3 separate regions of the Homo sapiens genome follow, and regions 2 and 3 are each linked to region 1. A link is a loop called in an ENCODE intact Hi-C map of the cell type or tissue named here. Cell type or tissue: Calu3. All regions are shown on one strand.

What was found. Peaks named below come from ENCODE experiments on the same cell type or tissue, not always from the same donor. Only the 100,000 strongest peaks of a DNase experiment are listed, where the experiment ranks them.
Region 2: a loop joins it to region 1, with 6 times the contacts of the local background. A loop is called at or near these places in 2 of 110 quality-filtered maps.
Region 3: it touches region 1 in a loop (4-fold over the local background); 8 of 110 quality-filtered maps call a loop at or near these places.

The regions. Positions count from the first base shown.
Region 1 is chr14:34,298,266-34,303,265 of GRCh38, forward strand. No RefSeq gene overlaps it. Among named protein-coding and RNA genes, the nearest start is that of SPTSSA, 160 kb to the right of the region's middle. In Calu3, a CTCF peak has its summit at 3,069 (motif pointing left); a DNase peak (open chromatin) is centred at 3,066.
Region 2 is chr14:33,673,742-33,678,741 of GRCh38, forward strand. NPAS3 (neuronal PAS domain protein 3) reads left to right here. Exons shown (of 12, transcript NM_001164749.2): 6 at 2,470-2,644. Among named protein-coding and RNA genes, the nearest start is that of SNORA89, 33 kb to the right of the region's middle. In Calu3, no CTCF peak of the experiment used is centred here; a DNase peak (open chromatin) is centred at 2,520.
Region 3 is chr14:34,110,286-34,115,285 of GRCh38, forward strand. All of the region lies in intron 4 of LOC102724945 (a long non-coding RNA gene), which reads right to left. Among named protein-coding and RNA genes, the nearest start is that of EGLN3-AS1, 73 kb to the left of the region's middle. In Calu3, no CTCF peak of the experiment used is centred here; a DNase peak (open chromatin) is centred at 3,046.

The DNA.
Region 1 (5,000 bases):
TTTTCTTTGCTTCAATAAACTCTCCTTTCTGCCTTAAATCTACTCTGTCTCTTGGCCGAATTCTTTTTCCCAAGAAGACAAGGATCAAGCACTGTGGAGCCTGCCCAGACTTGCCGCCAGTAACATTACGAAGCCAGCCTGACTGGATGTGAATTCTTTTTCTCCACTTATTGTGTGAATTTGGAAAATTAAAACTTCCTTAGTGGCAATTTCCTCATGTATAAAATGAGGAAAATAAAAACTACTTGAGAGAGGTATCCTGAGTATAATAAAGTAACACATGCAAAGGGCTTAGAATACAACCTTGCACAAAGTAAACAACTGATCAATGGTAGTTATTATCATTTTTACAATAACAATAATAATAAGCAAAATATTCGATATTCTTGCATCTTGGAAAGAGTCAGGCCAACCTGGGTTTGATTTCTGGCTTTTCCTTCAAGTAGTTGATAGGTCTTTTGCTATGTAACCTGGCTTGAGAAATAGGTTGAGGGTTAAATGAGATATATTCATTCATTCATTCAATAGACAATTATTGGGTACCTACCGTGTGCCAGGCTCTGTTCTAGACACTGAGGATATAGAAGTGGACAAAACAAAGTTTCACTCCTAATAGAGATTATACTATAGTGAGGAAACAGGTAATAAACAAATAGATATATGATAAACTCTCACACACGGATAAGTGAAGAGAAAAAAGGCAGAGAAAAAAGAGTGTGTTGTTTTTGATATGGTGATATATAAGCATCGCCCTTAAGGAAATGAGGGAGGGTGCCATGCACGTTTCTGGGAAGAGCATTCTGGATGCAAGGAATAGCAGGGCAAAGGCCCAGGTGAAATGAGCCTGTCATGTCAAAGGAGAAGTACCTGAAGTAAAGTGCTGGAGAAAGGGAAGTTAAAAGAGGTGAAAGAGGCCACACGCAGTGGCTCATGCCTGTAATCCTAGCACTTCGGGAGGCTGAGGTGGGCAAACTGCTTAAACTCAGGAGTTTGAAACCAGCCTGGGCAGCATGGCAAAACCCCATCTCTACAAAAAATACAAATAGTAGCCATGCATGGTGATGCATCCCCATAGCCCCAGCTACGTATGTGACTGAGGCGGGAGGATCGCTTGAGCCTGGGAGGTCAAAGCTGTACTGAAGTGAGCCATGTTCATGCCACTGCACTCCAGCCTGGGTGACAAAGCGAGACCCTGTGTCCAAAAAAAAAGGAAAGATCAGAGAAACACCAGGGGCCAAATCACTTAAGCCTGGGAATTCTAAGAGGGATAGGAAGCCACTGGAGGGTTTTAAGCAGGAGCTTGTGTTGATCAATTTGCATTTTAAAAGGATTACTCAGGTAACTGTTTAGCAAATAGTCTATAGGAAGATACAGTAGGCTGGTAGGCAGCCAGAATTGACTGGCCCTGTTTGAGAGATGCTATGATATGGTAACAGGTCAGATCAGGTGGCAGAATCCAAACAACTCAAAAATATCTATGACCTGTTGGGATAAATTATGTCCCCCCCCAAAAAAAGATATATCGAAAGCCTTGGCCCGGTGAGCTGGCTCACACCCATAATTCCAGCATTTTGGAAAGCCTAGGTGGGAGGATCACTTGAGGTCAGGAGTTCAAGACTAGCCTGGCCAACATGGTGAAACTCCATCTCTACTAAAAATTCAAAAATTAGCCGGCTGTGGTGGTGGTGGCTGCCTGTAATCTCAGCTACTTGGGAGGCTGAGGCAGGAGAATCACTTGAACTCAGGAGGCAGAGGTTGCAGTGAGTCGAGATCATGCCACTGCACTCCAGCCTGGGCAACAGAACAAGATTCTGTCTCAAAAAAAAAAAGACTAATCCCCAGTACCCCGCAAGGTGACTATATTAGTCCATTTTCAAGCTGCTGATAAAGACATACCTGAGACTGGGAAATTCACAAAAGCAAGAGGTTTATTGGACTTACACTTTCATGTGGCTGGAGAGACCTCACAATCATGGCGGAAGGTGAAAGGCACATCTCATATGGCAGCAGACAAGAGAAGAGAGCTTGTGTAGGAAAACTCCCCTTATAATAACCATCAGAACTCATGAGACTTACTATCATGAGAACAGCATGGGAAAGACCTGCCCCCATGATTCAATCATCTCCCACTGGGTCCCTCCCACAACACACGGGAATTATGGGAGTTATAAGATGAGATTTGGGTGGGGACACAGAGCCAAACCATATCGGTGACATTATTTGGAAATGGGATCCTTATAATTAGTTAAGATGAGGTCATACTGGATTAGGGTGGGCCCCTAATCCAACACAGCTGATGTCCTCATAAGAAGACAGCCATGTAAAGACAGAGACACAGTGAGAACACCATGTGAAGACAGAGGAAGAGATTAGAGTTATGCTGTCACAAGCCAAGGAACACCAAGGATCTACGGCCACCACCAGGAGCCAAGAAGAGGCAACCAAGTATCACCCCCACAGGACTTGGAGGAGGCACAACCCTACCAGCACCTTGATTTTGGACTTCTAGCCTCCTAAAGTGAGAGAATAAGTTTATGTGGTTTAAGGCCTCTCTGTTTGTAGTACTCTGTTATAGCAGCCCAAAGAAACCAATACAGTACCTATAAATGGTCCTTCTTCTCCACCCACTGCCTGCAAGTTTGGAGGATGCTGGAGTCAACCAACAAACCCCGTCCTTCAGCACTAACACAGCCTCATACTCATAAAGATGATTAGGGAACACTGATGGCTATGACAATGGTGATTTATTTTTCCTTTGTCGTTTCCAGTACACAAAAGGCAAATCTGTGCTGAAGACACCAGAAATCTTTCCAATTAATGCTAATGGGTGACCAGCTCTGTTTCACTCCTTGGGAAACAAGGCCACTAAGAGGAAGTTATCAGTAAGAAATTTATGTTTTAGTAGCATGTTTAATTATGATACACCATGACTGTCTCTTGCACCAGAATTTAGCATGCAAGATTTACAGCTCTTAGCACAATTTTTGCCTTTGTTGTCTCAAAGAGCCTTGTTTCTGATGTTTTATTAGACTAGCAACCTCTGTTCAATTGTGTCATACTGCCCCCTACTGCTTTGATCTTATCATCTCATGCTGGCTGCTATTATTTTGAGTTGGTTTTCAGGATGTGTGGTCTTTTTTTGCCAGGGTCTGAACACCTGCCCACTCTCACACCCCGAAGAACACAAAACATTGGGATGGTGGAGAAGGGAGTGGGAATCTCATTTTTTTCTTTTAATACAACCATTGAACAACCACAAATACATCTATATAGTTCTAAAGCACACCATCTGACTTGTTTAAGCTTACAAGAGATACTAAGTTTCTAGAATAAGAGCACATCAGATTCTTTATTTCTTGAAGGTGGAGAACATCTTCAAGAGATATCCTCACTTTTCATGAGATGAAATTTTTTTAAGGGAAGCTGATGAAATTTTAACTAATCCAACCAGCCAGAGGAAAGCCATATTACAAAAGGGGCCTCAGAGGAAAGTGGGATTTCTTTTCTGCTTCAAAGGCATAGATGGCAATGCTATGAAAAAGCGGCCTGCAGGCGAGGGTCAGAGCGCACCCCACACCCACACAGCCACCAGCCACCCTGAGATGGTGTGTGTACCAGCCATCCCAGCCCCAGCCCCACCCCTAGCCCCCTCTGCCGTTCCTCCTTTGCCTGTGTTCTCTTCCAAAGGTGATAGGTCAGCCCTCAGCCAGGAAGAAAAGTGGCTGAGGGTCAGGAAAAGGGTATAGGGTTACATAGGATTACATTAGTAAGGAACCTAGAAATGAGCCATTTGGGCTTCGTAACACAAATTGGTTCTCAAGGTATTCGGCGGGCGGTGGGTGGGAGGTCCTCTCAACCAAAAAATCTCAGAACCAATTCCTCCGACTCTGCTAGTGGATTTAGCTTTTGTTTTTGTTTTAATTTAGGCTGGGTGCAGTGGCTCACGCTTGTAATCCCAGCACTTTTGGGAGGCTGAGGCAGGAGGACTGCTTCAGCCCAGGAGTTCAAAACCAGCCTGGGCAATACAGTGAGACCCTGTCTCTATTAAAAAAAAAAAAAAAAATTTTAAACAAAACCACCTGGCCTCATAGCAGGGCAGCTTCCCTAATTCCTGATGTTGCCTGTTTCCGACCCGCAGAACTCCAATGGTCCATGGCTTGCGCTGCTCTTACCCGGCCTTCCCATGGATGACTACTTAACTGGATCATCTGAGCTTTGCTTCCATGCGACCACACATATTCTCCTGCCACAGATTTGGTACACTTTGGCATACACTGTAGGCCTGTGACCAGCTCTCAGTCTGGTTTCCTGGGACGCTTGTCACCACTGGAGCTTTGTTCAGATCCCTGAGCCACATGCACACACCTTTATTCTCTGTGCAACTGCCTTGTGTCCTGCCCTGTCTGGGCCGGCAGCCTCCAGCGGGGCTTGCGGGGCAGGGGAGGATTCTTTTACTCTGCCTGCACCATTTACTCCTCGGCTTGTGCTTGGAGAAGTGCTCTCTCCCAGGGATCACAAAGGAGAGCAGGCATGGGGGAGGGGGTGGAGAATGCCGCAAGAGAACATTTACCCTTCCTGCACTGTGCCAGACAAACGTAGAACCTATTCCATAAAAGATTTTTTATGTTGCATGGTCCAAGAGAATAGCCCAGCTGCTATCTTTGGCTCTCCTCCATTTCTCACTCCCATTCATAAAATCTTTAGAGAAGGCCATGTGCTGCTTTCTCACAGAGAGGATCAAGTTGTGCTCCAACCCAGAATATAGTTTCATTTGGATGCAGGTGGCTATAAGGGCCCTGAACAGTCTGTCTTTCTAACTACTCTGTCTGTCTACTCTAATTCTTCCTACCTAATTATCCCCCATCATGAATCAATAAATCATATGCCGAGCCTCTCTAAAGACCCAACACCATGAAGAAGCTGAGGGACCACAGAGTTTACCAAACCTCTGGTATTCATGGATTTAGCATTCACAGTGGTACCAAAGACCCATGACCTAT
Region 2 (5,000 bases), 620 kb before region 1:
GTGAATGGTTCTCCTAGGGCCCTGCAGAGCAGCAATGCTGCCACTTTTAGAAGAGGAAACTGAAGCCCAGGGAGGTTAAATTAATTGTCCAAGGTCACACAACTGAGGAGGAAGATTCTGGTCTTGAAGTCAGGTTATGAGTCCAAGTAGTGGGGCATTCCTCCACACTGTGCAGCCTTAACTACAGTATACATATAAACACTATGATAGTGTCAAACTCCCAGTGCCCACCTCGCCCTCATCATTAAGCTTTGAGGTATGTTGGTGGGAAATCCCATGAGGCCACAGGGAGAAAAAGTCCTCACCGTGCCCTAGTGCTCTGTGGCACATCAAGACTCAGTCTTGCCCTAGATGTGCCATACTCCGGACATTATTGTATAGGAAGGAAGTATCTGCACATCCGAGCAAATCAGGATGTGGAGAGAGTGGCCTATTTCTGCTCTCTATAAGACTGGCTTACATGAACATTCAATAACCAGCTCCCCTAAAAAAATCTATTTTATCTGCCATTTGTGTTGTCATCCTATCACAATCTATGGTCCGTGCCAAAATGCACATTGAAGTATTAAAGGAAAAAATTAGTTTGAGAAAAGTGACAGAAATATTTACGAAAGTGCTACAATTGGACTCCATGCAAAACGAGAGTGACTTCCTCATATTCACTAATCTCCAAACAAAATAACCATCATCAAGAAATATTAAAACACACATTTTATTAGTTCCATTTAATTTCTTAATTGCTCAAAGTCAGTTTACCCATTTATTACTGTGTGAAGTGCTTAGAGGCAAGGCGCACATTAAAGGGATTATTTCCATGTAATCCCCCCCTCCCAGAGGGTAAGAGCTGATCACTGTGAATCCCGATTTACGCTCTGTAGCAATAACAAATGGAGGAAATGGGGATTGTAAAATGATATAGTCAGTGGTTGGGTGATACAGGAGGAGAGTGCAATTTAATAGCAAGAGAAAAATGCCTAATTTTCCGTAAAAGTTACGCGAGCCTTTTTCAGGAATAGCTATTAACCAAACTGAATTTAGCCTCCTGTTTTTCTGACTATACCTATGTTAACTGATAGATGTGGAAGATCTGCAGCCTGTTAAGATGTTAATCAAATGGAGTCTGGGAGTAGATGTGATCATATTACCGGGACTTGGAGTTCTGGGGACAAGAATTGCTCTGAGTATTACAGTCTCTGTGACAGTTTTTCCACCGCCAGTCTTCCCTCTTGACATGAAAGGGTGCAGGCACGCAGGTGGAATCTGGAGGGATGCTGGAAATTATCCTGGAAAGGGAAGTGAGGTAGGCAGGGGTTCTAGGTAAATATCCACCAAGAAACTTGTGACAGTCTGAAGCTCTGGCAGCTTCCATGGTACGTCATAGCTGGCCTGAAACCATTGCACTCCGGAGGACCGGGAAACCCATTAGTGACCTGGGAAAGAGCTTTTGCTTGTCCTATTGCTGACATATCTCTCCCTGTTGTATGTGCATGTAATGTAGAGCATTACCACTATTCTTAGGAGATAAAATTTAGAGCATTAGAGGAGTACAGAGGTAAGGCCAGTCCTTACCAGCAACTTCTGCCCCTTCAGACGGCGCACAACTCAGACGCAGGGGTCATGCCTGACAGCATTAAAATAGTCAGTGCCTCTATTTCAGGCTGAAACAGTTCTGATATTTGATATTCATTCTCTGCCTTTAGAGTTAGTTAGAGAGTTAGCCTGATTCAAAGAGTATACAAAATAAAACATTTTTTAAAAAGCCTTCAAGGAGATTTGTACTATGTATCCTATTAGATTGAAGGCAAAACAAGCTGATTGCAGCAGAAAAAAAATATGGCTGCTTCAGACCCCAGCTGACCTCTTTTGTATGGAAAATCCCTCATACGATTACAGAGCTAATGAGTAATTTTTAATGAAAACATTATGCCTTTGCATATATTTGTAAGCAGCCCTTCTTACATTTAAATTTACATGGAAATCAGATGATATGTATAAAAACACATCTTGGAAATCTGTGTATTTTAAGGAAAACACTCGACTGCTATCTCTGGCTGTTTCTATAGCTGTTCCTATCCAAAACCCAAACTTCTCAATAAGAAAACTGTAGAATTCAGTCAATCATGTGGTTGACACCAAACACGCAAGTATTTGATGATGCGTGGATAAAACAGCTGAATACAAGGCAGACTCGTCCACATTTCACAGAATGTTTGGCTTTATGCAAACAACAGTGTGTGAGGAAAAAAAAAAAAACTGAGCTTAACAATTGCTAAATAAATACATGTGAAAAAATCTTTCTCTTTCACCTCAAGAATTCTTAAGTATTTGAAGATGAAGACAGAACCAGGATTGTTTCTGGGACCTGAATGTATTTTCTTTTCTACTCAGAATCTGAATCACTGTGTTGAATTTGAAAATGGAGAAGCCTATATAATGTCTTTCCTTCCCACCCTTTCTCTCGCCCTCTAGGTGGAGCTGACAGGCAGCAGTGTCTTTGACTATGTCCACCCCGGAGATCACGTGGAGATGGCTGAGCAGCTGGGCATGAAGCTCCCCCCTGGGCGGGGTCTCCTGTCACAGGGCACTGCTGAGGACGGAGCCAGCTCAGCATCTTCCTCCTCTCAGTCGGAGACCCCCGAGCCAGGTGGGAATTGCAAACCCAGTGTGTGGGTTGGTGGGCAGGACCTTTGCCAAATGAGTGTGCTCAAGTTACCCATGTGAAGAGACTATAAATAGGTCTAAGGGTATTTAACAATTCCATGCAGCTTCCAGTCCCATGCAGTAATTAAATAAGGAAGAGATCTGAAAATAAGGAGACATTTTAATAAGTATAATCCAGAGATCTAATTTCAGTTGAACAATACATGTAGAAGGTACTAGTTCTTTTAGTTTCTCTTTCAAATTACTAGAGGGAACAGCTTCCGATTTGGAATACCCTCTTCATTTTATTGTTACCATGGCTAAATGTAATGCGTTTATTTATTATTCAGCAAAATCTATGGCAGAGGCATTCCAAATAGTAGCTCGTGGAGAATTAAAAGTATCAGGGACTTGTAGAAATCTTGGTTTCTTTATTTTTTTAAAGCATCAGAAGGTACTTGAAAGATGTGAACAGATAAATTAAGGCTAAAAAGAAAACAGAAATGGCTACATTTTAAACTGCCTTTCTACCCTCAGTATTTAATTAGATCAATTGTATAGAGGAATGAACAGAGGTGACATTCCTCATTGGGATTCCTTCCAGGACTCTTATAGACTTTGCATTCAGAATGTTCCCATTTTCATTGTGTTGTACTGATGATAATTTAAGTATTAGGGGAAAATCCATTTATAAATTAAACAAAATGACTTGATATCCATCAGTCCCCTAGTTCATCAAGCTGTTCAAACACGGGGAAGATTGGCTGGTCGGCCTGGGTCTTCCGAGAGCGCTGGTAATTAGATCTGCGAAGGATTTATTCTTTGCTGATTGGGGCTTTAAATTAATTGAAGTTCCACATTTGTGGTTTTGTCCTTTTTGTACTTTTTTAGAGGAGATATTTCATATTCTTGTGTGGTGGAGTGCTTGGCCAAGCAGCAGTGGTTTAAATGTTAATTTTTCTCATGAGAAGTTTAAGATTTTTTGATGAATCAAGGCCTGATTTGAAGTGCAAAGTTGTATTTGCTTACTTGGAAAATTATTTTTTCACTCTTCAAAGATGCTTGTACTTTACTTGATCTGTTGTTTTAAAATAGATTCGTAATACAAAAGCATTTTATTAACAAGAAAAATAGAAAAACCTATGTTAAGATTAACATTAAAATAACTCAACATACTTCGAAGACAATAATTTGGCCTGCCTAGAAGTAATCACGATATGTTTTCTCACACAGAAGGAAAAAAAAAAAACAACACACATTTGACTCTTGGAAGTATTTTAAGAACCAATCCATTTTCCTCACTGAAGTTAACTGTAGTTTCTAGGGCATTCATTATTCTTAGCATTGGTGATCATCCTTCTTCAGTGAGCCCCACACATGAGAAAAGAGAATATTTAAGATTATTCTTTACCTTTTAAAAATGAAAATACTTTTGTTCAGGTGGGCAAGTGATATATTCTTATACCATAGCTCACTGACTTTACTGAGCAGCTATGTCAGCGAGATAACTGGAACTGTTTTTTAGTCAATAGAATGTTCATATCTGGGCATATTTGAGAAACAGCACATGCAAACGGTTTTCTACTCTTTCATCCTGATGTTGGAGAACCTCTTCCTCATGACTCAAACACGCAGCATGAAAGAATTTAAGTTTCTAAGCCTTTGTATGAGGGAAGGTCTTAGAAAAGTTTGTTTCCTTGAATCACAAATGCTCAAGTTTGAAAGGATCTTCATGATCCTTTTATCCAACCTCCAACATACGCAGCCAAATCTCTACAGCAAAACCAGCAGGCAGCCTTTCCAGTCTCTGCTAGATTCTGCCCTGATAGGAAGCTCATGAACTTGCGAGGCTGCCCACTCCCTTGTTGAGTAGTTCTCGTAGATAGTTATGCCTGATATGGAGCCCAAATCTGCTTCGCTGCAACTTCCCACTGATCCAAGGTCTGCCCTCTGGGACATTTCTGATTTACTCCTTCTTCCCTATCCTAGCTTCTCACACATGTGAAGTCAATTACATCAGATCCTCCTTTCCTCCTGTCATCCTTCTCCTTTCCAGGTCAAACAGTGCTAATTCACAACCCTTATTCAATGGCGTGTTCCTAAAAGCCTCACCATCCTAGTCATCCTGCCCTGGCTGTGCTTCAGTTTGCAGAGAACCCTCTAAAAATACAGTGAAGAGAATAGCACAGCCCTCTAGATATATTCTGATTAGTGCAAAGCAGAGGAACTGTCACCTTTCTCAGGGTAGGCTACTATACTTCTCTTAATGCAGCCTGAGGTTAAATTTGGTCTTCTTGGAAGCTAGATCATCCTGTCAATTCATACTGAGTTTGATGTCTCCCCAAATACATGTTGACAGT
Region 3 (5,000 bases), 190 kb before region 1:
CCCTGCTGGCACTCTATGGGCACCAGGGAATAAAACCCCCAAATGCTTGTAGGAGAAAGGGAGAGAAGAGAATCATGTGTAAGAAGCTAAGGAAAACTTCCTGCTAACAGACACATGGCGGTAAACAGCAGACACTGTTAGCTAATACCCCCCTCCTCCTTTCTCTTCCAGAACTCTCCTGAAAGATCTCCTGGGTTGTGCAGAATGTGGATAGTGATAGTTTCTTGCTCCAATTTACTCCTCGCACAATCTCTTCTCCTATCTGTAGGCAAGGCTAATTCTTGAGTGGCTTTGATTGAAAACCAACTGTGATGATTTTAAAAAACCACAAATCAGGCCTGACAAGGATTGCACATTAAGAAAATATTTGAATATCTTCCAATGAGACCCACAAAGCCTCTCCATCGTGTCATTTGTACTTAATGGGTGCTGCCCCAGACTTCAAATATTTCAATATGCCTTTCAAGTCAGTTTCCTGTCTGCCTACTCCCCGTGTTGAACCACCCCTGTTGATATGGTTTGACTGTGTCCCCACTCAAATCTCATCTTAAGGTGTGGCTTTCATAATTCCCATGTGTTGTGGGAGGGACCCAGTGGGAAATAACTGAATCATGGGGCAGCTTCCCCCATACTGTTCTCATAGTGATTAAGTCTCATGAAATCTGATGGTTTTATAAAGGGCTCCCGCTTTCACTTGGCTCTCATTCTCTCTCTTACCTGCTGCCATGTAAGACGTGCCTTTCGCCTTCTGCTGTGATTGTGAGGCTTCCCCAGCCATATGGAACTGTGAGTCCATTAAACCCCCTTTTCTTTATAATTTCCCCAGTCTCAGGTATGTCTTTATCACCAGTGTGAAAACAGACTAACACACCTGTTACCATACATACATTGTTACCACCATGGCTGATTCCCCAAACAGTACCCACTCTCTCCATCCTCATGTTCTAGTTGAAGGTACAGGAACATATAAACAGGGATTACAGCAAAACAGTAACAGTAACACAAGCCTATATGATGAAGCATGAATGTCCAAAGAGTATTGCAGATAGAAAGTGCTTAAGAAAAAAGGAGGGAGGGAGGAAAGGAGGGGGGCAAGGGCTGGAAAACTTTCTGTCAGGTACTATGTTCACTATCCGGGTGACAGGATCCATAGAAGCCCAAACCTCAGCACCACACGATATACTCTTATAACACACCTGCACATGTATCCCCTGAATCTAAAATAAAAATGGAAATTTTTTAAAAAAGAGAGATAGCACTGGAGGAATCTAGAGGGGACAGAGAACTTCAATCAGAGGCAAGCAGACCAGGAGCAGCATTAGAGGTAGAGGTGAGTAGCTAGAATTGTGAGGCACAAGGCAGGTCTGCCCAGGGGAAAGTGAATTTCTCTGTCCAAACTATCCGAAAGAGAAAGCCTCAAGGCAGCAGTGTGCTGGTAAATGTTTAACAACCGGCTCTGATTTGTAGACTTTGACAATTTCCATCATATAAATACTCCCTCCATGGCCAGTTTCAACCTACCAACATGATATCAGTGCACAAAACTGGCTCTCCTGAATAGGTACAAATTGGCTCAAGCAGATCATGGGGACAAAACTATCTGCCTGAGACCTATTACATAGGTTTAGCCCAGTTTCATTAACCCCCAAACAGTACTTCTTGGGATGGAGATGGGCTGACAGAGAATAAATCAGCTGTATCAACACCCGATGTGCTGATTCCCTAAGCAGAGTAGTAGGAAAGTTGGCCAATTTTTCTGTATGACAATTCCCTGAATATTGTTTGCAGTTCTCTAGCCCACCTCTAGTCTTCATATTGCCTTCTGTGAAGGAAAAGGCAGCCTAGCAACCTCCGCTGAGTCTTCTGGGCTAAAGAGACTGCATCAGCCCGGCCTATGCTGCTGACACCCTTGCTGATCCTCCTCATAGCACCTCCCCTGTTTCTCAAGTTAACCACTTAGCACTGTGAATAGACAGTTGGTATATGACCATCTGTGCTTCCAGGCAAGTCTTTAGATTTCTATTCACAGTGCTACATGGTGATATTGAGCCTACGGCCTGGAAGCCTATACTAACAGAACACCTAGAAGCAAAAATACCTTGAGACTCCCTGAATGCAAATAAAGCTTCCTTTGTGCTGCACTGATAAACTGGAAACACCAGAGAAGCAACAATTAGGGCTCCTGCACAGACCTCTCATAGAAAGTTTGGCTTTCCCTGGTGGCCCTTCAAACATTACCCCACTTCTTTTGTAGCCACTGTATGGAAAGGACACTACTATATATGTCAGGCCGTAGCAACATATCAGGACCTACATCAGCTGCCAGAGCAAGTGGGTGGTGGGAAGTGATTGAGTAGGGGTGGAAGAGGGCGGTGGGGCAGTGTCTAGACTACAAGTCCTGTTTAAGGGGTTTTTCTTCCATCCTATGTGTCTTAGGGGCAGTGCAACTTCAGGTGTAGAGGAATAAAAGCAAGCATTTTCCATGTTTCCCCACACCCTCTCTTCCAGGTGGAGATCTGCATACATTTCTCAGAGAACAAGATAAGCCAAAAATAAGAAGTAAAGAGCCAAAAATATGCCCTGAAAAAATAATGTAAATAAATGTAGGGGTTTTTTTTTTCCTTTTTCATCCAGATCCTGCTCTCAATTATTTTTTAATACCTTAGTTATGGACAGTTGGAATGAAACATTCTAGGTAGCTGTTCTGAGACACAGTAAATAAGCCCATTTATTATTTCTTGGAGTGGTCTGAACTATGCAATCATTCTTTCTCTTGGCCCCTACCCTTTGCTTTCCAAGTGAATTGAGTTGAATTCATTATGAGACATTTTATTGTATCATGCTCCTCCTTGCTAAATACCTGACTGATTTCATTGTTTTCTCAGGCCATGAACCTAAAAACCTAACTGGCAGAAGGAAGTGTGTTCTTTTCCAGTGCACATCCATCCCACAGGAGGGGTTTCCGAGTGTATGCTACTGTTCCAAATGCCTGGCTATTGATCCTGATATTGCACAATTTTTCAATAAAGATCTTAATCACACAGACATAAATTGGCAGACATACTGCGAGAGAGATGCAGATGGCTTCTCTGACTAGAAATGCCTGCAGGCAATCGCATACCACGTCAGGGAGCTTATCATTCCTTAAATATTTATGTTTGTTTCCTCCATTATGAAATTACCACATCCCTCTCAAGAATCCTACCAAATATGTCTACTGTCCGAGGGGATTTCTTTTTCTTTTACTGTGGCTTTCCAGATAGTAAGTACATAACTTTAAAACTCACTGAAGGTCTGGGGACTCTCTGGTTGCAGGAGAGGGGTGTGAATGCACCGATTTTTCTAACATTTCTCTTTTTCCTAACTGCACAGAGACGTCACTCCACATATGCTCATTCTTCCAGGAAGCACAGCTCAGAACAGTAGTGAACCTAAAGTCTAGCAAATCTTGGACTCATCATTTATAACTCTTTTCCTTCTGTTACTTGCCATGAAATCTTAAGATTATACAATCAGATACATTTTTGTGAAGTGACCTTTTTAATATACTTAGCTCCACTTTTGCTATCAGCAAAACGGGGACAAACAAATCTGCCGCCACCTCAATGAAGAAAGAATGAATAGCTTGGCTCCCCTGGGGAAGGTGGCATTCTACAGAGCACAAGATAAGTCCTGGCAGAGATGGAAGAAAGGGTCCTTCTCACTCCCAGGTAATTTACAACCATGGACCCCAAGATGGGCCAACATCTGTCACAAAAGCCCAGAGATAGCTCCATTTACTTATGTTCCAGCATAAGACCTCATCTTCCTTTTCTTATCTCCCAAGCTGCTTAGCACATTTTTATGTCCAATAACATTTAGTTAGTGGTTGACTAACTAAATGAAAGATGAACAGTCAGCTTGATTAGTGTCTTATCATTGTCTAACATATGTACAAAATTTAGTCTTTCAAAAACTAAAATGAAAAGATTGATAGCTCTTGCTTTGAATTATGAAATATCCAAAGAACTCACTGAAAAGTGTCTTAACTCATTTTGTTATCACATCTCAGTTTTGTCCCATTCAGCAACTTTCTAGGATACAAATTGAAGAGGCTAGAGTCTTATGAATATCCCCTGAAGCCAAATAGATTATTTCATCCCATATTTTACTTTTCGGAATTTTTTTGGCAGTCTTCTATTTGACACATGTCAAAACATCACTAGTATGTGTTAATATAATTTGTTAATTTGTAGAGAGGATGCTGTGAATTCTAGGCTGAATTCAATGGTCAGAGAATGTCTCACCTGGATAAAGATCAATCAGGGTGTCTTTCAGTGTGTGCCCTAGCATATCTCTACCTGGCTTCTCTGCAATGTTACTTGCATAGTTAACTTAAATTGTATAACTATGACTAGTGTATATACTATAACTACATATAGCATAAATTATGTCATTCTGCCTATAAAATTTTCATCAACTAAATGAACTGTTAGATTTAGAGGAAAGAGATCAGAGCTAATTAGTTTCTTATTTATTTTTGTTATACACAAATAAGTCCTTAATAAGTATCTCTCAGTGATAACCAAGACAGTGGTGGCAAAGATATAAGCACCTGGTGGAGCCGAAAACCCTGAGCATCATTGTGTCAGATTTCCTGTCCTGCCACTTTCAGGCTGAAAATTACTCTTTGATCATTTTGCTAATGCTTAAAATATATCCTTGATTCTTTGTTTAGAAATTTTTTTGCAGGTACATAGTAAGTGTATATATTTATGGGGTACATAAATATTTTGATACAGGCATACAATGCATAATCATCACACTAGGATAAATATGGTATCCATCACCTCAAGCATTTATCCTTTCTTTGTGTTATGATCCATTTGTACTCTTAGTTATTTTTAAATGTACAATAAAGTGTTGACTATATTTACCCCATTGTGCTGTCAAATACTAGATCTTAATTCTATCTAACCATACTTTTATACCCATTAACCAGTCCCACTCTCCCTACCTCA